3 separate regions of the Homo sapiens genome follow, and regions 1 and 2 are each linked to region 3. The links are chromatin loops, found by intact Hi-C in ENCODE. Cell type or tissue: PC-3. All regions are shown on one strand. Each heading gives the region's core, and the rest is flanking DNA. Links, peaks and the distances in the headings are about the cores only.

What was found. Peaks named below come from ENCODE experiments on the same cell type or tissue, not always from the same donor. Only the 100,000 strongest peaks of a DNase experiment are listed, where the experiment ranks them.
Region 1: it touches region 3 in a loop (7-fold over the local background); 24 of 110 quality-filtered maps call a loop at or near these places.
Region 2: it touches region 3 in a loop (6-fold over the local background); 9 of 110 quality-filtered maps call a loop at or near these places.

Annotation. Positions count from the first base shown.
Region 1 is chr7:85,018,575-85,026,720 of GRCh38, reverse strand. It overlaps SEMA3D (semaphorin 3D), which reads left to right. Exons shown (of 19, transcript NM_001384900.1): 13 at 4,108-4,330; 14 at 6,400-6,488. Among named protein-coding and RNA genes, the nearest start is that of SEMA3D, 160 kb to the left of the region's middle. RefSeq lists a silencer at 7,914-8,146. In PC-3, for the core only: CTCF peaks have their summits at 3,434 (motif pointing right) and 5,433 (motif pointing right); DNase peaks (open chromatin) are centred at 1,180 and 3,450; H3K4me3 peaks cover 135 bases.
Region 2 is chr7:84,450,525-84,458,670 of GRCh38, reverse strand. It overlaps a transcript of SEMA3A not described here. Among named protein-coding and RNA genes, the nearest start is that of LINC03017, 78 kb to the left of the region's middle. In PC-3, for the core only: a CTCF peak has its summit at 3,959 (motif pointing right); no DNase peak of the experiment used is centred there; H3K27ac peaks cover 749 bases.
Region 3 is chr7:84,185,039-84,193,184 of GRCh38, reverse strand. The region is part of intron 1 of SEMA3A (semaphorin 3A); the gene reads left to right. Among named protein-coding and RNA genes, the nearest start is that of SEMA3A, 5.7 kb to the left of the region's middle. In PC-3, for the core only: a CTCF peak has its summit at 4,154; DNase peaks (open chromatin) are centred at 2,974 and 5,094; H3K4me3 peaks cover 4,700 bases; H3K27ac peaks cover 5,000 bases.

The DNA of each region.
Region 1 (8,146 bases), core at 1,016-6,015, 830 kb before region 3:
ATGCTGATCCCATTAAGTAAGAGTTTTAAAAGACATGTTTTATAGTTGACTTTCAAACATAGGTGTAACTGACCAAAGAAAAAAATGTAATTCAAAAATAATATCCAGAACTTTCTATTAATTTGTCTAGTGTTAGACTATGATAGTCTTACCAAAGGAGACTGAAAACTACAGAGTATGATGCAGGAATTCTCTCATAATGTCTCACACTATCTTCCCATTTGTGTACCTGAGGAATGTAGCTAACATCTTATTGCTATTGTTTGTTTCATTTAAGCAAGTCTTTCCTAATTAATTCAAAATCTGTGGAAAACTTTTGGGGATATCTCATTATAGGCATCAGTGGCTCACTCATGTCTCTCTATCATATTGAATTCACAGTTTTATTTTCTCTTTAATATTTGCTCACTCCATCACCTTCCACTTATTGGATAACAATTACTTTATCATCTCTCTAAATTACTGAGGATATCTCTAGTTCTGTTCATTCATTCCTGGTGTTGGTTCTAGAAGGGAGAAGCAGAGGCAGGACTAGACTCTGGATATCCTGAGTCCAGATTCCTAAAACAGATTACACTAAAGGACACGTATCACAAAATATCACTATCATTTCCCTTTAACTGTGTGTAGGCCATGTTTCCCTAAAATGGAGATAGTCAAGGGGCTTCCAAAAGGAATTAACCTTCCCAACTGGCTTTCAGCTTTATTTTCCAGAGGGCAAACAATTTGCTTTTAAAATGAAGTTCTTCAAATCCCAGGCTATTTACTATGTTCAATAGTGTTTTGCTTTTTCTGGCATAGAAATTCCTTTAAGAGAAAGGGAACCTTAAAGAAAAGGAGAGGGAGAGGGAAGGAGAGAAATTACCTCTGTATGTTTGCCCCGGCCTCTTTGTCTCTGATATTTAATACAGGGTCTTTCCTTGCCTTTATCTGTTGTAGGTTGACTCTTCGATGAATAAGCAGGGGTATAAGACGGCAACTGTTACATTTGCATTTTTACTCTATAAATAAAACTCAGGCTTCTGAAAATGAAAGCCTAGTTCAGTCTTTCTTTTGCCATGTCTTCCCTCACATTAGTCATTCCTCTGACTTGTTTCAAAGGAAACTGCAACCTGTAGAGAATAGCCTGAAGCTGCGGGGAGAAAAAACCTTTGACAGCTGTCTGGGGCTTTGCCAAGGGGAAAAGTTCTCTCTTTGGATAAAAACCATTTTTCTCCTCTTATCCATTGCTTCCCATTCCACTACTAAAGGCCCTAGACAAACACGCAGACTTGCCAAGCATAACATGATCACACCTAGCCAGCTATGGCAGCCAGCCATGGGAGATAGGCCCTGAACCAGGGCTGGTTGCTGTTGGGTTTCCACTTTCATCTCAGGGTGTGTCTAGGCAGGTTCTATTTTCTCTTCTTCTTTTGTGCTGGTATTAATATTTCCAGCACAAGAGAAGAATACTGTCTTTGAGTATTTTACAACAGCGGGTAGAGACACAGATAAGTTTCCTGATTTATTTCCTACTCTCCTAGGAGCTAATCTGGCAAATTAAGAAAACTGGAGGCAGAAATAAATGTCCCCGTATGGTATGTTCAGGTGGGCTGTGTTAATACCTAGAAATTAAAAGTACATACATACGGAGAAAAACCCACTAGATTTCTAATACCTGAGATGTATAGCTGCCATAGGAGAATTTTCTAGAATTTGTTAAAGGAAAATAACTGAATATGAATGACCATCCGCTTTAGATGTATCATTTCCCTACACTTTCTCTTTTCTTTTACGAAATTTTTCTTTCCTACTTTACTCTTACCTACATACATTGCTTGGCATCTCATTATTTTTAGATCTGTGTGCAGCACAGCTATATGATATCAACGCAAAAATTCCACTGGTTTGAATGTACTGAAATAACAATATTTGATTCAAACTGTACTATCCTAAACCTCAGAGAGTAACTCTACCAAATCATTTTCATTTGTGCAAGCATAGTGGAGACGCAGACCTGAGATATCATGCATAGCAATTGAGAGGATAAAGATCTTGTCCAAACACTGGCAACATGCCATGAGGAAAAGCTGCCATAAGAAAAAATATATATTTTCAAAGATCATTTTATAGTCAATAGAAACCAGGTTTTCCTTCCTTTTTTTCCGCCTTAGATTTTATTACACTTAAACCATTTTTGTCGGAGCAATGAGGAAAATTCATATTTATTTTTTCTAAGTGTTCATATTTTCATTCAGCTATACTTTCTTGCATTAAAATTTCTAATTATTTAACAATTTGATATCAAAAACTACGGCTTGAATGTCATGATATTATTTCTTTGAAAACTTTGGCTACTGCACAACTACAGCTGCAAAGTCAAAAGTGATTTTTTCTTAAGTTGGAGGGCTTTTTAAAAACTGTGTGCAGGCAAAATCTTGCTCTGGGTTTGATTTTAATGATACACCAACCAGATTGAACCATAGGCATTATAAGCCTACTATGAATTGTCTTTGACTGAGCCTCAAACATGCAGCCTATAATTGGACAAGAGCTTTGTATCATTTGAGCTCCATATCCATTTTGAGTCCCTGCTTAATCTATTTAATGCAAGGTTCTTCCATTATTGAGTTGACGGATTCCGCTTGGCTGAAGGTTAAGTGCTGGAAATAATGACTGAACGTGCAGACTTAGATCTTTAGACCAACATCCAGTTAAGAATATGTTAAGTAAATGCAAAGTGGATAATATTCTAGGACGTTTCTAATCTCTCTGGTACAGACCTGGGACAAATAACTAAATATCCAGAAAGTATCAGTTTCTTAATACCAGACATTGAAAATTTTTGTTAAAGATAAAGATATTCTTAAATTATTTATAGAAAAACATTAACAGACTTTTAGTACAACCTCTTTGATATTTCTTCTAATTCATAATAAGCCATTATGATTTTATTGGTATAAAATTTGGGGTCAAAGTCAAATATTGGGACTAGTTCTAGTATCTTCAGCTCCCTAAGAATGACCCTCTTGAATATTTTGAGAAGTACATTATGTTTTTGGAGCCTTGTCATGATTCTAATTAGTGCCAAGTTTAAATGGTTCAGTTCCATGGAGACTGTTTCCAACTTCTCTAAAAACTGAAACAAAGAAAAGCACCATTAAAAAAATCTGTCCTTACTGTCAATCATTTTATTCTCTATGACTGCATCAATTGACTAAAGTTTTCCTCTCCAAAAGAATGCATTAGTCCATTGAGAATTCAAATGTGATAAAAGAATCGTTCTATACGAGGTACCTTCCTAAATTGCAATATGTTTAAACATAAAATAGATTTAGGATGTGGGAGAGGTGATATTTTCTGGAAAAAAAAAGTCTAATTATAAGGTGTTTTTTCCCCTTTATTTTTGGATAAAGGCACATAAAATTCATTTGATTTGAACCATTTTGAACTTTTTACTCTTACCACCAGGGGGCAGGTCATGCTAACTATTGATTTAGTGGATGCTGAAAGGCACATAAGGCAATTTTAGAAAGAAGTATAAAATTCCCTAACAGTTTCTTTGCAGACTCTTTAGGAGAAGAGCTGTTGAATTGTTCAAAGTGTAATTTTCACACTAATCATAAAAGAAACTACATAATTACAATTTCAAACTATTAAATACTTTGAAATTAATTTTTGTGAACTGTTTGTTCCTTTTTTATTTTTTAATTAAACATGGTTTCATTTGAACTGAAATTATAAATTACTCAAAGGAAATTGAAAATAATGGCTTTCCACGTGTTCTCATGTTTATAGATCAGTTTCTTAACAGTTATTTCAAGTTAGATTTCAAATATCTTCATTAGAAACAATCTTCAGAAGAAATAATCTTCATAAGAAAAGAATTCACTATGGAAACATTATAAAATGCAGAGGTAATTTAGAAAATTTTTGAAGGAGAAAACTGGGTTTAAATTTATTAGAGGCACGCTGCATTTATTTACAAGTACACATGATTCCATATTGACTCTGTTGTCCATTCATTTAATATTATTGATGATAAGCTATACAAATTTTATTGGAAATAAGTGTGAACTTCTCAGGTGCATAAACAATGTCTTTACTTTCCTCCACATTTATTTTCAGTGTCCAAGCAAAACCTATGACCCACTGATTAAGTCCACCCGAGATTTTCCAGATGATGTCATCAGTTTCATAAAGCGGCACTCTGTGATGTATAAGTCCGTATACCCAGTTGCAGGAGGACCAACGTTCAAGAGAATCAATGTGGATTACAGACTGACACAGATAGTGGTGGATCATGTCATTGCAGAAGATGGCCAGTACGATGTAATGTTTCTTGGAACAGGTAAGCTAAAACTAGATTAGGATTTTTTCAAAAGGAATTTTTCATTATTAGACAAAGAGAAGAACAACTTCAAAAATATTTATTGGTCAAAATAAAAATGAGTAATTATTAGATAAAACCTTGTCAGCATTTCTTAAAATTATGTAGCTTTTAATTGATAATCATAAATATCTCCCAACTTCAAATCTGAGATTTCAAAATGTATTTGACAGCAATGTGTCTACTCTACATTACATGCTCAATACATATTTGTTGAATGATTTTGAACTACAATTAAACAAGTAGGGCAAAGTAATGTTTATTTTCAAACTTTGCCTTTCCCTCTCTTTGCAAGTATATTCCCAAAAGATTCCTTCACCTGATTTTGAGAATCACTGACTTAGTTGACTTAAGATAGATTTTCAGAAACATTAAACATTACTTTGTAAAGACCTTTAAATAGAAACTTCTTGGAGATTATCTTTCTTCTTGAATTTTGTGCATTAAAATGTATTTCCTAGACTCAGATTTTAAGCCCATTGTATTTTTTCTTTGTCTGTCAACTCAGTAACTATAAAATGATTAAAATGTTTTTATAAAAAGAAAAACTTAATCTCAAAAAAAGTAAAAGTATTAGCTAATAATGTCATGGGAATTCTACTGGCAGTAAAGATAACATGTATCATTAAAACAAAAGCACTGTATTCCATATCATATTATATAACTTAATGGATCAAGCATTTCATAAAGAATTAAAAATTAAGAATTTTCAACAAACAAGACTTTTTATTAGAATAGATATTTAAGAGTTCAAAACAATTTTAGAATAATTTTATTTTTAAAAATTATGGATCTTATAGAAGTTAGGTTTATTAGGAAGTATGTGTGTGACGGAATCAGAGGACCTTTGTCATTGATTGTCAAACCTGATTATTTTGAAGATGGCAATTCCACAAACCAGAAAAATAAGGGATATTCCCAAGACAAAAGAGATGGCTGTTGAAGGGTCAAAAGTAGAATTAATTAGTTGCTATTAATTCCCACAAGTTTGACGCTTAATTTGTACTGTCCACCCAAAACTAGGTGTTCAACAGTTCACTGCAATGAATGTCATTTAGCCACTAGGTGGTAATATCTAACCTTTACTGAGAAAATTATAGACTGCTAAGATAGGTTTTTAATTTTGACATTTGGAAAAATGTACATTTAATATTCTTTAAAGATCCCAGAGTTATTTAAAAACAATTAAATAATTCAGACTATTTTGTGCGAACAGGATCATTATTATATACGTTACTATACTCCAACCCCAGTGCTCAGAAGTTTAAAAATGCCTATATTATATAAATTAAAGTGGGATTTTTTTTTTCTTTTTCTAAACTGTTCTTTTAATTTTCTTTCTGTACTAACCTGACACTTCATTTAATTTCAATGTAAGATGATGTATTTAAGATACCTCTTTTAAATGTCAATTTTTGGTTTGCATTATCAACCTTGTATTAAGTTGAACTTAAATAATTTTAAACAAACCTTCCATTTCTCATCTATTAATAAGGATTCTGAAGATAGAATACATTTGAAGAGTGAGCTACAATTTCCCTCAGATAGCTTCAATGATTTTTTTGTTCATTTGACAACATTATTAAAAGAATATATATCTGTCTTTCATGGTGAATTGGATATAATAACTACTTAATAAATATATATTACATGGAAGGAAGAGAGAGAATTTGTTATTTTAATATATTTTTAACTTTTTCAGTTAAGGTCCAAAACGTTTGCTCTATTAACGTTTCAAACAATATTTAAATTATACATATATATCTATATATTACTTTTGTTAAGAATATACTCTGAATATGCATCCTTTAACATTCTCTCTATAAATGGGTGTTCTACTAGCTAAAAGCTATATTTTGGGAGGACAAAACTTAAACATTAAGCTTCAGTTCATGCATGTTTCATTTAATCTGTTTTTTGAAAGGCATTTAAAGAGAAGTGAGGGGAATGATTTGCAGGTTTCTAGGGATATGCTTACCACTAATTTTTGAGATAGAAACAATGGGATCATGGGTTATGCATTTTTTCAGACATTGGAACTGTCCTCAAAGTTGTCAGCATTTCAAAGGAAAAGTGGAATATGGAAGAGGTAGTGCTGGAGGAGTTGCAGATATTCAAGGTAAGACTCAGTCCAGAGTGCCAGGAGAAAAGATGTTGAAACTGAGTAGCGCTTGTTATAGGGCACCCTTGTTTTAATACATCATCAGGTTACCTGAAGAAGCCTTTGAAATTAGCTTTCTTAGTTTTCTTTTCCCAAAGCAGTGGAAAAAGTTTTATAAGCGACTAGGAATGGGACTCACCTTCCTCTGTAGAATACCGCTGAATTCAGGGCTCCCGGGATTGCCTCTCATTACTGCATTCTCTAAGCATATAGTCAGACAAATTGCCACATTAAATGAAAGCCTGGGGTCTCTTTTACTATCCAGATGCTTTTCTACTTTATAAATTTTACTTTTCAATTTTTCCCCAATTGAATTTGAGAAAAATAGACCAGTGTATAAATCATGTGTCCCTGCTTTTCTGTAAGGAAATTAAAAAAATATATAGGTTGCATCATAGTAAGTCTTCATGTATGCTAAACTCCTCTCACCCGGCAAAAAGAGTTAGTAGATCTAGAAGAATAGTTCTCCAGATTTGGAGAATGTCTTTGACTTTTAACAATAACTCTCAATTGTGGCATGCTTTGTAAATCCTCAGTAAAATTAAGTTTACAATTATTTGCTGATTGTAACATTTGAAATACTTTTTTTCTCAGAAAAACTTTTTTAAAAATATGCTTTGTTTATTATAACATTTTTATTGAGACAGTTTATTAAAATGGATTGTTTCCATGTAAATAATGCTTTAAAAGAGAATAAAGCCTTCCTCTGTGAGGGGCTCAAGTTAATTAACATGCTGAGTTCCACAGGATCCTGTTTATGTTGTGATGATAATAGTGGTCAAGGAGTTAACAAGAACAAGACCTGCTATCTGGTGTCTACCAAAACAAAATCTTGGGTGGTTCCTAGGGGAAGGCCAGATGTCAAACATAAGTGTGAACCCAGAGGCCAAAAATACAGTGCCTATAACACACATAAGCACATTAGAACAAGTCTCGTTCAATGGTGTTAGACAGTGGTCAAGAAGAATTACTTGGATTCTGCTGTTAAAATTACATAAATGACCAGCTTTTGTTTTCTTTTCTTATTGTAAAATCAGCTTTATTGAGGTATAATTGAGATACAAACAAAAAACTGAACATATTGTATGTATATAATTTGATAAGTTTGGCCATGTTTTTAAAATTGATAACAAAAATGCTATTTGATAGAACTTTCTCACTGAAATTTTTTTTCATATATTTCTTTAAATCTTTAACATCTAATACTGCTTGTCAATTAGCAAATATGAGCTGGTGCTAAATGAATAAATAGTAGATAGATGATAGGTAGATGGAAAATTTTTTAAGCCATCTTGTCCTTTTTAGTTTGTTAGCTTTTGTGTTCATGTTTCTGATTTTATCTTGCATGCATTGAGCCATATTTTTTTACAAACAAAACTAGCCTTAGTTCATATTGTGAAATCATGTGCACCAGTATTGTGTAGTGTTCCGTAAAGAATATGATCATCCACAAGGAGCACTATAACTTCTCAAAACTCTGCTACTTAAACAACTTTTTGAACCACTGATCTAAGTAAGAGCAGAAAGAGGTAATAAATAATTATGGAGATGTTCTTGTCAACACTAGTTTGACTTATATGGAAGCAGTTAAGATAAGCAGATTTAGAAGAAGAACA
Region 2 (8,146 bases), core at 1,016-6,015, 270 kb before region 3:
GATTTCTGGTGATGACGAGGCAGAGAGGTGGGAGGATTCTAGTAACAAACCTGACAGCCTAGAGGATCTTTCTTCAAAGAAAGGGAAGGCAAAAAGTCAGAAATCTAACTTTCAGGTGCACAAAGTATGCAAGTTGAAAAATAAATAATTCCACTGGAGTACATTAGAAAATGAAATCAAAATTCAAAAATAAAATATAACTCCTATCAAATTATTTTTTTATGATTTAAATAGCCACAATAGTTAAAATTGACATAATTTTTTTCTCTGAATTAATATGGCAATAATATGTTGAATAATACTAAAGTTAAATGAAGATGTTTTTGAACATGAATTTCCTTTGTTTAAAGAGAGACACAAATAAAAGCTGGTGTACATGTTAAATTAACAGATAAGATGTATTCTTTTTACAAAAAAACTACAGAAGGAAACTCACTCCCTTGATATAAACGTGAAGCATTGCCTGTAAACATGAGGCATGCCATATCACAAACTCAGAATCTTCTTGTGCATATAATGCTTCTGTGATTAGAGTAACTATTCATAAAATTTGAATTATGTCATCCTCAAACAGAGCTTAATGTAACATCAACTCAATTGAAGAAACAGGTTGTAAACATAAAGTCTTACCTAAGACTTCATAATGGGTCAGTGGAAGTACTAAGACTAAAAGTCAGGTATACTTAGACCCTGGTCACTTACCAAGGTGGCTTTCTTCATTTCATTTACATCAGTTAATACATTTATTTGTTTATCTATCTGTTTGTTAATTTCCCATACATCAGTTAATGTATGATGTATATACTTGTTTTCATAGCTACATAACAAAAGTGAATTGTTTTGTCTAATAATTATCTATCTCTAAAGATTGGTTGACCAATATATTTGAGAAGAAATTAAGAATAGTTAGAAATGTATTTTCCCTTATTTATAACTAGGTATATTTGTATTTTCAAGTCAGAACACTTCAAATGGATAATCAGAGGTTAATTACATCATGTTACATTCAGTAAATGTAACAGTTGATTAAACAGCAACATTTGATATTATGTTTTTTAATCTGGCAGAAATGCCTCATCTGAACAAAATATTTTCTAGTTCCATTTTCAAAGGATTCACTGGGCCAAAACATCAATTCAATTAAAAGTTCTTTAAATTTAAATTACTTTAATTTTATAACGTAAGCACTATTTTTGAATTTTCACAGTTGCTAAAAAAAATGTAAAAGGCAAATCATCCTCTTCTAAATATCAAATCTTTCACCATTGACTGCAGCCCCTTACCTAATACTAACAACTTCCAAGGAGTTTGCTCTGCATGTAGATTTTGATTACTCATGAGAGAGCACAGGAGCTGCAAAACTGAAATTTGTAAAATTGACTTGGATAGTGATGAAATATAGAATGTATTGGTATATATGAATAAGAGTATATTTGTGCTTGTGGAATAACTGACTCAGGAAAACTAGAAAATTGCCATTTTTCCTATTCATCCACTCATCCTAACACTTCATTCCACACTAGCAACAATCTTACCAGATTTTTTTTTAATGGTACCAGTTATGTCATTGGGAAATTTGAGACTGGGGTCTACTTATTTTTGATACCAAAATGCAAGTATATTTATATAAGCAGTGCTTATATAAATATACTGCTTTGCTTACCCAAAGCAGTATGCTTGCTATCTGAAAACCTGAATTGGAGTATCCTGGCTTTATCGCTTATTAGCTGACATTAGCAAGTAACTTAGGGTCCATTAGCCTCAGTTATTTTATTTATCATCATAGTGGATATAAGAAAATTTAACTTACAAAATTGCTCAAAGGTTAAAAGGGTCTTTTTAACATATTCTACAAATGGATATATATTTGCCTTGTGTTTGTTTGTGTACCCCTACAAAGCACTGAAGTAGCATTTTAGATATTAAACGTAAATAAAGCCAAATATAACATGGTTCTTTATTTTTAAAAATGACAACTTTTTCAATTGAACAATTTACCAATGAAATTATTTTCTAAAGACTTTACTGTATGTTATAGTTACCTAAATCCAGGTATGCAGTTACCTAAATCAATATATTAATGATTATTAAACAATAAATATTTACGAAATGTAAATCTTTCTATTTGATTAATGTCAGACATCTAGTTTTACATGGTAGAATGATTATCATTTGATATCTGGCCCATTCAAAGTTAAATGGTTAAAAGATGGTGCTTTTAAAATCTCTTACTTAATCAGAGTGTCTGATATATAAATGCTAAAAAATTGATGAATGACTCCTTTATTGATTTAGAATTCCAAGAGTACTATGAATTAGATTATTCTTTGGGCTTTCAACACAGAATAACAGATTTTACCATATTAAGACTTTATCCACCACCTACTCCCCAAATCGACTTGATTTGAAGCATCCTATATGTTGGAATATCTAATTTATTTTTATAAGCATTTCTTTATAAGCACAGAGGATTTAAAAAAGGAGGATATTTTCTTTTTTTAATATTTTTTTCTCATAGGAGATCTTAAGTTGTGAAGCGCATGAAATAATTTAGAATATCATCTCAGACATCCTTACTTTTAGTCATCTCATTTGCAAGTGTTAAATCTACTTTAAGGCCTGAATTGCCAAGGATCACATAAATTGGGTAGCTGCCAAATTTCCATTTCAGTTTATGCTGTGTAGACAGAATATGTATCCATATGACCTTCATGAATCAGCTATTCAGCTGTCTCACAAGCTATTTCAGCTATTGCCTATTGCCAAGTAGGTAAGAAGAGATATTCATTAGCATGAAATTTAGAGTATTTGGTTACTACACTGGTTAAATCTTTTTCTAATTTTTTCCCTCTCCCATATATAAAATGAAACAGATGTTTACTTCCTGAAATTTGGAAACATTTGTAACTTTTAAAGTGGTTTACAGTTATGAATTTAAGAAAATTCTTATCACTTCGTTCTAAACTTAAGAATACTCTTAATTGTACACAACTGTATTTCTAATAAGCTTCAGACCAAACTATAAGAATTATTCACATTGAAATCATAGAAATTATCACTCTGAAAAAAAGTCTTCAAATGAAGAACTGAGTTTGCCAACTGTTGATATCACTAACTCAGCTTGCCTTCCTGAAATTAACATGTAATATATGTTACTATCACATACCTTCTAAGCTATTGTAAAGAGGTTATAAAATATTTTTATTAATCAAACATATATTGAACATTTAGAAATATTAGTTTAACATACAGCCTTTTAAATATTATTGTTCAATGGAATGGAAAATATTAAACAAAGTAGTTTTTAAATGCACTTTGTAAAATAAACATTGAAGTCATATTTGAAAAGAATGCATTGCAAGTATTTAACTTATACAATGTTTATGTGAAACTATATTTATTTTAATCTTAAACTACCTGTTTTATTTTTAACCTTTTTTAGAAAGAGCTATTCCTCCCCATCCCTCAACTTCATAAAAAATGAAAAATAAGAGTATTCATATTTCTGTCATTTTCTTGTTGAAAAACTATCTTTCAGATTTTAACCAGATTTCACTTTCTGATAGAAAGAATTAATATATTACAATACTATCTACTTAATTTGTAATAATTATTCAATGTCATAAAATGAGAACTATTGACCTACCAATGTGACCTAGCTACACATTCAGGTTCATTGAGAGCGTTTCATTTTTATTGTATTTGTCATATAGTTTTAAAGATTACATTAAACCTTGAGGTGCTACTTGTTAATATAATTAAAATAACTATTATATTTAGATTGTACATGAAATTACTAGGCTTATTCAGTCTCTTACTGGGTTCATATAAAATTAATTTTAATGTACTTTGACAGTTGTAAAAAGATTTAATATGATTAAATATTGTCTAAGTTTTGATCTTGCCACCAGATGGCAGGAAAAATCAGAGTCAAATAGTTTTTGTTGAACAATATGAATGAGGGTTTTTGTTTTTGTTTTCATTTTGGGTGTTTTTCTATCAATATTTTGTACATAGCCCAAGACATCATTTGTATTACATGAATATACAATATTTCACTGAAAATTATTTGTATTTTTCACTGTAATTGTACTATACCATTTACCACATTCATGCTATTGTTGTCATGAATTTTAAAATGATATTTAAAGTTACTGTTTTAGTAACATTCAAATTACTATAATAATTGGTACTGTGAATGCTCAGACTTGCCAGTGTCAAATAACTGGTTACTCAGCTCCTCTATACACAGGTGGAAAGAAAGTGCATGGAAAAAGTAACTAAGCTGTTACCTTAATGTTAGTAACTCTTTGGACAAGGCCAAGAAATGACTTATCTGTGTCTGATGTATGTCTTACTGTTTCACAGAATAAACACATTAAAGTCTTAGTATTACACAGCTTGACATCTTCCATAGGTAATTTAAAAAAAGCCATTACAAAATAAGAATAAAAAATGGCAAAAGAGAGAAAATATTCCCCAAATTGCAGCAAGACTCCACAGCTCTTTTACATTTTTACATTTTAAAGAAAAGAGTTCAGATGCCTTAACACTTTGAATATATGCAAGCTAGAGAATTGAGGCGAATATTTTAACAAATTACATCTCCATGTACTGTAAATAATTGCAGCACAGTAGCACATGTATTGTGGATACATTTTTATTGCTCTGTTAAGAATAATTTATAAGTCCACCTACTTCATTTTTTGATGCAGTAGTTTTCTTTATCTTGCAATAATATATCACTGTAGTATCAATAAGTTTAGGTATTACTTTCTTTTCTAGAAAAAAAAGTGTAACTAGAATTAAATCATCTAATCAAGTCAGTTTTTATTTATTGAAGTGATATTTGAACAACAGCTGTCCTCTGCAAATTAGCAAACAATTTTACACAAGTTTTTTTTGCAAAGAAAGGCAGACAGCTATTCTTAATAAGTTACAGAGTACTTATTACTGAGATAATGTACACGATAGAATATTTAATACAGACAATGTAGACTTTAAGTAGAGACAGGGAATGTGTCTCTCTGGTGACTCCATTATACACCATTTCTTGACTTTACTCAGAAGAAAGTAGCATTTCACTGTGTGAATCAGGATGCATTGTCTCTATCACTCAATAGAAACAAAGTCTCGGCCGGGCGCGGTGGCTCACGCCTGTAATCCCAGCACTTTGGGAGGACGAGGTGGGCGGATCACGAGGTCAGGAGATCGAGACCATCCTGGCTAACACGGTGAAACCCCGTCTCTACTAAAAATACAAAAAATTAGCCGGGCGAGGTGGCGGGCGCCTGTAGTCCCAGCTACTCGGGAGGCTGAGGCAGGAGAATGGCGTGAACCCCAGGGGGCGGAGCCTGCAGTGAGCCGAGATTGCGCCACTGCACTCCAGCCTGGGCGACAGCGAGACTCCGTCTCAAAAAAAAAAAAAAAAGAAACAAAGTCTCATGAACCATAATACTCCCTGAAATTAGATTCATCTCTCTTTCCACGTTTGTCACTGTTGAATTTGCTTAGCAGTAGGTATTCGATATGTATAAGGATACGACTATTTTTTTTCCTCCAGATTCCTTTGCGTTTGATAAAGTTGAGACAAAACACTGGAAGGTTTTGGATTAGGTTAACCTAGAAAATTTTAAAGCTATTACTAGTAAAAATGACCTGCTACAAATCTGTAGGATGTTACCATGCAAACTTCCAATGTTAAAAAGAAGGGGAAAGACTCTGACAGTGTATAAAGATTTACTTCCCCCCCAAAAAAGGCCCTTGTTTGCTTTCACAAATGGTCACACAGAGTAACAAGTGACCCAGTGCATCAAGTTCAGACAAGTTGCAAAACAAAAAGAAAAATGACACCTCTGGTCAATGACAGATGAACTTTGCATCCATCATAGGCTTGCTAGAAGGAAAACAGCTAGGTGAATTGTTGTTGCCGTGTGCAGTCTTTCATCAGCAACACCCTATGGAGGTGTGCCTGTGGCAAAATACATAGTTGTCCTGTGAGTGTCTAACTACATATTCTGGCTTTTAAACTCTTTTAAAACTATTTTTTATACATAGTAACATAACAGTATTAAAATTTCATGCTGAGAGCCGATAAAAAAGGAACATGTAGGTTTGGAAAAGAAGCATACCATATTTGTATTATCGATCATGCCACCATATATTATCTTGGTGAATGTTTCTGGGAATAACAAAATTCTCTCAAATGGCCATATCATACTCACAAAGTGTATGATACCTATCTGTTTTGCTGGCCATGTCAACTCTCAAACAATAGGATTCATTCTCCACTAAGGTGCCCATGGCCTTGCTGTTGTTCATAAAGGAAGCCTTATGGCACGTCACTCATCCAAAATAACATCTAAGTAGGTTCATATTTAAATTCAATTACTTTAGTACTGGCTATTTTTAAAAAATATATTGCCTTAAAATAATAACTTTTGAGTATATTTATTAAGTGATAATTCTGTTTTGCCAAACACTGAACTTTGAAGCCTTAAAAAGTAATAGGACAAATGTGTGATCCTTCTTTGAATGTTTTTATTCTGGCTGTTGTCAGGTGTGTAAAAAAATGGATGTTAAAGCTATATTTAAATAAGTAACAAGCAAAGAGAGGAATATAATTTTAAAAAATATATTTGAAAAACAAACAATTAAATATTTGCTACTAAATTCACTTATAGATTAAGAGTAGGAGAAGAAAGATTGCAAATTTAACCCATGTAATTGTTCCTTTATTTGTGGAAAATATAATGATACTAACAAAGGTTATGTAGACTACAGAGTTAAAAACAAAAATACTGGATTCCAACTTCATCAAACTAACTTAGAAGAGGGGAATTTAGAGGGATAACATACCTTTAAAAATGGGAACTATGTTCCTATTTGCAATGAAGTGTCCAATGAAACATGAACTCAACATAAAACTGAGTCACTGATGATTTTCCAACAGAAGTTTTGTCAAGGCGTATTTTCTGTGATAAATTTGCTGTAACTTTTCAAACCGTGTCAATTTGTAAAGTAGTTCTGGATTTCAAAGTTTGTAGAGGCTTTATAAACAAGAGAGCTTAGTTCCTTCTCCACTGAATATTCATGCTTCTATGAGGCAAATTTCTATCTATTGTCATACTCTATAAAAGTCATCACTATCATAGGTAAGAGTAATCAAAATCTCAGGTTAACCATTTAGTTTTGCTTTTCAACAATATTTTAGGGCTATAAACATCTTTAATCAATTTAGGAGTTATTTGTGATAGCTGGGCAAAATTTGTTCCAGAATGATTCAAAACTGACAACAGAGACTTTTCCCTATGACCTTGAATACTGGTGGAAGTGACTTTAAATATGACCCAAGGGGGAAGGAAAAAAGTATGTATATAGGGTTAGAAGAAATGTTATGTGTACACATTTTTTTTCTTAAGAGTTGGTGCTGAGAAAACTGGATATCCACATGAAAAATAATGAAATAGAACCTATCTTATATCACACACAAAACTCAACTCAGAATGGACTAAAAACTTAAATCTAAGAAAATGAAATTTTAAAACTCCTAGAGGAAAACATAAGGGAAAGTTTTATGACATGGGTATGGGCAGTGATTTCTTGGCTATGACACTGAAAGCACAGGCAACAAAAGCAAACACAAACTTGGAATTACATCAAATTAAAAAGCTTCTACAAAGCAAAGCAAACAATTAACAGAGTGAAAAGGCAACCTAAAGAAAAGGAGAAAATACTTGGCAGACTATATATTTGCTAAGGGGTTAATATGAAAACATAGAAGGAACTCTAACAACTCAGTAGCAGTAAACAAATAATCTAATTTAAGAAACTGACAGAGGAATTCAATAGATATTCCTACAAAGAGGACAAATAAATAGTCCAGTTTATGAAAAGATGTTCAACATCACGAATTAGGGAAATGCAAATCAAAAGCATAATGAGATATTTTACACCTGTTAGGATGTTGTAAATTTTTTAGGTCTAGTACAATGAGACAGAACCCTCCCACAATTCAGACAAAGTAAATTTACTACTTACAAATAGGCAGCAAGAATAAATGAATTCTATAATCAATGGCAAGCTAGTACTCCACAGTTTAGGAAAGCTTTCCAGAATGGATGGAGTCTTGTCTACATGTGCCATA
Region 3 (8,146 bases), core at 1,069-6,068:
AAATGAAATGCATTGAATTAGAATATCTATTTACTTTTTGGTGTAATGTTTTCCTGAGTATCAAGTTGGGAATAGAGACTTAAACATCAACAAACAGAAGTGCAATTGTACTTATGTAAGTTTTAAAAAATCATGTAGCGTTATTTAATTAATTTAGTAACTGTCTTTAAATTATTTCCATAGTATATGATATTATGGTGTCTGTGTTTTTATCAGTTTTGCTTTCTGTTTTCACTCCTTGACAAGGTGACATCAAATAAGTCTAAGTTGATGGTCCACTTTATCCAAGTTTATGTTCCCTATAAGTTTTACATGCAACTTTAGTTCTCAAAGATGTGACTGGCTATTTGTAATACTTTTAGTTTAACAAGTTTAAAATCATGATATATATTTTAAAAATCTGCTAGGCTTGAATATATCTAAGTGCTAAATTCATTTTAAAATAAAATAAAAATAGGGAATTAAACTTTTTTATTTTGCAAGAATTTTATTTCCATGATAATAGGTTACTCTCCATGATAGAGGAGGCACTTGTTCTTTCTGTACATTAAAAATATTACATTTAATTTGAATATCCTTTGTTGTACACATATGCCTTAAACCTATCTGATGAAGCAAGCAGTATATATTAGCAAGGTGTATATATTTGATATTGTCTTTATAAGCCTTGTTTTAGTGATGGCATCCATTAGAATTATTCTGCTTTCCTTTAAGTAAAAAACTGCTTTACAGCTACATAACAATCCCATTGATACACCTAGAGCTTAATAATTTGGTAAAATAAACTGTGAAATGAACAACAGGAAGAAGAATAAAAGGAATGGCCTGAGGAAATTTTTTTCTGTTATTTTATTAATCTGTCATTACCTTTTTGTCTCTACATGTACGTTTGTTTGGCCAAAGCAAGTATGTGGTAGCCAATTGCCAGTACTTTGTTTCTAAAGTACAATAGAGATTTTTTTAAAGCTACTTCTTGTTTCTCCTTAATTAGATGTCAAACACAGTTAAAACATCCACTGCATTGCCCTTAAAAATATTCCAGCATGATTCATGAAGAGTTAAATCCCTGCCAACCTTAATTTCCCATGGTCACTTGTTTTCAAAGATCCACCATTAACTCTCTCATTGCTCAGGTTGCCAAGATGAAGTTTCTGGCAATCACTGTGCTTACTTTCTACTTATCATTTTTGCCTGGTAGGAGATGAAAGAGACTTGACATGTTAAAAAGAAGTAAAAACAGGAAAGTGGCCTTTGTAGCGGGTGTACATATCTAATAAGATACCTCTTTACTTTCTAGGAAAAAGGAATTGAATAGATGTGTTCAGGACCATCTGGAGAAGTGATAATATTAGAAAAATGGGGTATGCTGGCTTTTCCTCTGAACCAATTTGATTTAGAATCCTTATGGGGGAAGAAAATGTGAGAACTCTGTAAATCTCAGCAGTTACATAGAAATTATCCTTAAGAAACATTTACTCAGAAATACTTTTGTCTTCTTTAAATATATGTAATATAGCTAAATGGTAAAATCCTTCTTTTAAAAAGTGGTCCATGCATAAATGTTTATTTCTTCTACAAAACTAGTCAAATTTCACTTTTCTCATGAAATACAGGAAAATCATATAATCTTCCATTTGGGATATGTGATACAATGAAGTCTTCAGAAAAACCTGCATGAATCACAAGAAAATAATTAGGGTTTGGGTTTTAAACAAATGACAAATATTCCATCATCCAATGTAAGGGGCTATTCCAGGACACTATGTGCTTCAGTTTTGGTAGAAATCAAAGACACATGCAAGTCTCAATGTGATGGTGATCCTGTGAATCCAAAGGTTAAATCAATGATTTTAACCTTAACTTCATAGGAAGGACTTAGTAAATAGCACTTTAAAAAGTGGTAGGCCTTCTGAAAGCTTTCTTTTTTCTATTTTCTAAAGTTGTTTTTTTTTTTTTTCAGAGTCAAGGTATTATTATAAGAATGAGGTTATCAATTAAATAAAAATTCTCATATGTATATGTGTGACAAGAGAAGATCATTTTATTTAGTTAAAATTTCTGAGGTAAAATTTGCAAAAGTTCTTTACCTTTTGTTCAATAAATTACAATTAGTTCAAAAATTAATTAATATGAATGATTTTCTAATTAAACTTCTTGTCTTTCCTTTAAGATTTTCTTTACTTTCACCAGAGCAGTATTTGTGTGTGTGTGTGTGTGTGTGTATATACCAATACATTTATGTGTACACATAGGTATACATATACCATATATTTCAATACATAGGAAATATAACTTCATTTTATGATTTTATAATTCAGAAAATAACTTCATTTTATAATTGTGAAAATAACCTCAGCAATCTACAAGTTCTGAATCACAATACAATTCTTCGTAAATTGTTGGTTTAAAATGACATTGATATTTTAAATTATATATATGTGTGTGTGTATATATATTATATATATACATATATATATATAAATAATAGAGTGGGTGTTGTCTTTTGTGTCCCATGAAAAGTTTTCATGGATGTCCTGAACATTCACATAATAGTATAAGATAGGGCTAGTCTTACCCTAAAAATCTGCTCACAGCTAAAATGGAATGTTTTTAGGAAACATATGTGGGAGTTGTGGGGGGAAGACATACCCACACACTCACACACATACATACACACATGCATAGAGCAAAGAAGTTATCAATTATTTGCAATGACTTTTCTCAAATACTCACTGTATATTTGTCACCAGGACTTTGGATGACCTTTTCTTCTCAAATTCTATTAACCTTATAAATCATGTTTTGATGCTGAAATCTTGAATTTAAACACACTGAAAACTAGAACTTTTTATTCATCTATTCAACAAGTATACCCTGGCAAATAATGTAAAATGAACATAAAATAAAACACTTAGTCACACATCTTGTGATTCAATGCTGGTCAGATCAGATGAGGGCTTGTAAAAATCTCCAATTTGTGGATTCTCTGCTTAAAGCTGACAACCAGATTGACCTTTGAAAGAATTTATACAGTGTAGACTTTAGCAATCAAGAAAATAACTGAGACCGCAAAACAAATTCATGTAAGCCTCTAACTCACCAGCTTTAATAATGATATTCAGTCACTAACAACTTAAATAAATATGAATACTGAATAGATAATTTTCCCAATTCTAACTTTTTAGGGTTTTTTTCTCTTCATGTGACTGATTTCTAGAGTTCTACTATTGTCAGTGACATGAAATACGTAGTTTACTAAAATATTAGCAAACTAAACAGATATATTGATCTGTGATATCTAATTTTCCTTTATTTTCTGATTTTAATTATTATATAAATCATGTATTATAATTTGGGGTCAATTATACTTAAATTCTATAGTAAAGATTTAATGTATTTCATGGATCTTTCAGGAATACGTTTAATTAGAGTTAATTAATATGATTGCATATGTTCCTAGTAATAAAAATTAATGTTAAATTGTTGTTATGGAGGCTATTATGCTTAATGTGAATAAATAATTGTATAGGGCATTAAATTTTCTATCATGTTTTCAGGTTTGCATTTTAAGAAACTTGCATTTTAAAGTTATCATGAATTTTAAGTTGCCTGTAAGAAATTGTGTATTTTAAATTATCCCAATTTTTCTCATTTTAACTCCAGTGACACACCTTTGTATCATAGCTCCAAAAGTCAAAATACCACACCTTCACAACTTTTGAAGAATTTCAAAATCTAAAGTCAGGATTATTTTGAATAATGTTTAATCTGATTTTTACAAAATCTTCCAAAATGACTAATAGTGATATAAATTTTGAATTGATCATTATCCAACAACTTCTATTTACAAAGTCATGATATTACAGAGTTACATATTAATCAACTAAGACATTGCTCTTGTCAAACCTTTATGAAAAAGTAATATGTGATAAATAATTCATTGCTACAAAGTTATAGAGGTAAAATCTCCAAAACTCATGACAGTATTGAAATAAGTTTTGCACTTGTAGTGAAGGTTTATTTTAAAAAGACCAGCAGTTGTAAACATACATTAGAACAAGTGTGATTCTTGGGATGACTTTTACCCCTCATGATTTCTAATGCACTATATAAAGGAATTACCATGATTTGCAGTTCTATGCTTCCACTAATAGGTGGCACTAGCAATTTGTGACAGCTCTTTCATTAATTTGGAAATGGGCAGGCTACTAGGGTAAATATGCACAGAATAAGGTGTGCAGACCAAGTTTGGAAAAATTGGCATAATAGTCATGAAATTTAACATTCACAAAACAGAAGAATTACTTAAAATGAAATTTGCTAAAGATATTGATGTGCTCTTTGCATGCATTTATTGGTACATTTTGATCCTGAAAAACTAAATATTTCTAAGTAAAAAGCAAATACATACATTTAAACTTAAATAAGGCTTGATATGTGAAATTAATCTGTAAAATGTAAAACAAAATAGTGAATGAAACAATGGTACTAAACAATTAGAATGATGGAAGCAGAGATTCATGTGCCTGTATATATTAAGTATCACATATTATATGATGTGTGCTTACCAAGAATGAAGTAGCCTGCCTGTGGCACATTATTACAGCCATTTATAGTTGGAGAGTAGGTAGTTGAAAAAGTAAAATAATGTTAAGAAAATGGCATTTGGTATATTTTTAAAAGACTGACTCCTTTTAATCTGTAGGTTCTTTAACACTGTTATCTTAATTAAGCATATAGAAGAATCAATAAATTCTATCTGACACAAATAAGTATGAATGTCTCCAGCTACTATCTCCCACTATTGCCAAGACATAAACATCAGTATAAATAGGCAATCCACACACTATTTCCAAACAGTAACAAAGCTGGAGTCTGTCAAACCCAGGATAAGGAAATATACAATTTATACTTGAATTGGGGAATGAAGATAAGCAAAAATAAAATCCTGTTGATAAATATGAAGAATAGTTTGGTCTTGGGAGTTTTTACAAGCTTAGGGTAAAATTTAAAGGAACCACACATTTTAAGGAATCTTGTCATCTCCTGAATGAGTCATTAAACCTGCATTTCCAGGTTTCCCTTGCTTGGAGAAATGTGGCGTGGGAAACTATGTTGACCAAAACTTAGAGTAACTTAAAGCGTTGCAGCAATCATAAACATGTCTTTAGATAAAATATAACATGACCCACTGGAGTCTTCATCAGCAAGCCAAATGAAGTTTCATTCTATTGAATATGTCAATTGACTCATTTAGTCTGTGAAACTGCTTATGTGAATCATCTTGTGCCAGATTCTGAGTTTCTAAAGGCTGGGTATGTAGTATTTTTCATCTTTATATTCTCAATGGCTAGCACAGAATTATTCATTGTTGAATGATTTTGTGCTTTATTTGGCACACCTTTTAAAAATTAACAAATAATATGCCTGTTAATAAAACAAAATTATTTTTGGAAATAATAAGAATGAAAATTTACAATAAATCAATTCATTATAAATGAATTGTGCATTATAATATATAGTAGAGAAAGTGAGTTTAGTGTTAGGTGCTAGGGCAGGAAGATATCAGTCAAGGCATTTAAGAGTGCACAAAGGATTGTGAGAGTAATACTATCTCCATAAACAGTATCTCCTTCTGAACCACACCTATTCCAGAACTGAATCAGAAAATATCCAGGTCATATTTGTTAGTCTGCAGCTAAGAGATAGGAAACATACAATAAATATGTTGGAAGGCTCTAGGAATCAGGAACCAGGCTGAGGAATTATTGCATTCCTTTGGACAAAAACCCAGATTTTCCTTGTCCTCTTATCAGGTCACAGTATATACAGCCAGAAAAGAAAGTGAGGTTTCTACTCTAAAACCAAGTAGTAGCTAAAGATAAGTGAAAGTATCCCATTCTCAGTCTTATTGTATCTGAATGTTTGTGAAGATCAAATCAGTTCTACCAAATGAAGTTGTAAGTGTAATCCTTGAGTAATTTCAATTGGTTCTTTTTCATTGTCCATACTTTTAGGAGAATCCAGACTTGGCTCTCTGACAGCTTGCTGAGATTTAGCAGTTCAGAGCCTTTCTTGCTTCCCCTCCTACACTTGTCAAGAGCAACACTTGCTCATTGCTCCCTAAGCTACATCTCCAAGTCATCCTTTTTCTTCCCTTGCCCTTGAGTTCCACAGCCTCAGAGTATGATCCACTTCCATCCTCAGACTTACTCAAGAGAGTAGATGTGATAGGAAATACCATGGGAATATTTGCTAAAGTGTGAACATGAAAAATATATGTTGAATTCTTTGTTTAAGATACTGATTGAGAGGGTGGGAGAGGATAGTAGGCTAATTTCCTTAGGCCACTTATATATAGATCTATAGATTGGTATTTAGAATAAAATGAACTTACAATGTTCGTTGGAAAATTCTTTTTTTTTTTTTAAATATGTAGTTATTGTGACATGGTAGAAATATTGCCAGGAAAGGACAATGGGACAACTACTAGCAGCATTGTTATTATGTACAAATCATAGTTATTAAGTGGTATTGAAAAATGATTGTGTAATCCAAGTGTAATCCAAACTCTTAGAAATGTATTTGGGCATAGCTAAAACAAAGTTGTTTACACCTGAGGTCAAATCAAGCTGTCAAAGTGCTTATGAATCTTCATAATATGGGTCAGAAATTTTGTTTTCTTTTAACCTTCAACTTTGAATTTCAAGAGAATAAATGCTGTTCCGTTGTTATTATCCCTTAAGAACTAGCTTAAATGAAAGTACGTTTTCATAAGTTCTGCAAACTTTATTTACAAAAGCACCATTATTAACTATTTCTTACTTGCGTTCTATGTATAAAATAGACACATAAAGCCACATAACTCATCTGTCAGATTTCTTTATGAATAGATTCTTGGATAAATAAAGTGAATATTGTAGAATTTTTGAGAAAGGTGATGTCACATCTACCTAAAGATTTTAGGGTGGCTTTTTAAACTAGGACCCAAAGAAGGTGGGCCTTGAATGATAGGACAAATATGAGAAGGTAAAAGTAGAGAAGAGTGGTGACTACTGTATCAGAAACTATTTCTTTGGATTTGATTTTCTTTTTAGGAAAACAGCAATATATTTAGAATAATTTATATGACTTAGAGCTGCAGCATAGCAGGCTAGGAACTTCATAGAGTAGAGTTGATACGTGGTTGTCTATATTTGACTGACAGTGAGATCAGGAGGGACAAGTGACACCTACTTGTGAGGACCTTCTAGAGTGGTCAGTCAGTTGGGCTTCTCTATTTCTTTTTTGGAATTTATCTACAAAATACAGAAGCAGGGTTATTTCTTACCAAAGGAAAAAAGAAAAGGACGTTGATTTTGGTTATCTGATGTAGAAAACACTTTTATTATCAGTTTTTAAAACTATAACATAAAATGATTTATAATGATGGTTTCTTCATGTTTTTAGAATTAACTCATTATTTCTTTCCTTTTTTTTTTTTTTTTTTTTTCCTGCCAGAGTTTCTCTCTTGTCACCCAGGCTGGAGTGCAATGGCGTGATCTCTGCTCACTGTAACCTCCACCTCCCAGGTTTAAGTGATTCTCTTGCCTCAGACTCCTGAGTAGCTGGGATTATGGGCATGTATCACCATGCCTGGCTAATTTTTTATTTTTTTTATTTTTTAAATTTTTTTAGTAGAGATGGTGTTTCACTATGTTGTCCAGGCTGGTCTCGAACTCCTGACCTCAGATGATCTGCCCACCTTGGCCTCCCAAAGTGCTGGGATTACAGGCATGAGTCACCACACCCACACCCAGCCCCTTATTATTTCTTTAATTCAACAGCAAGTTGTGAATAAAGTCTTCACAACAAGTCTGGAAATATTTGATAATATATATTAGACAACGTTGTAGGTTCATGGTACCCGGCAACACAGAAAAAAGTCACTTCTGGAATTTTGTTCAAAATGGTATAATTCCTTGTACTTTGAAGAATTGTATATAGATAAAGAAATACATAAATTCATGGGTTTATATTTAGTATGTGTGTGTTGTGTATATCCACAATACTCAAGTACAAGAAAAGTCATATACCGTTATTTTTCTAATTTTTTTACATTTAATTGGGAATTACTGAAATTAAAACACCAGTTATTAGAGCACAA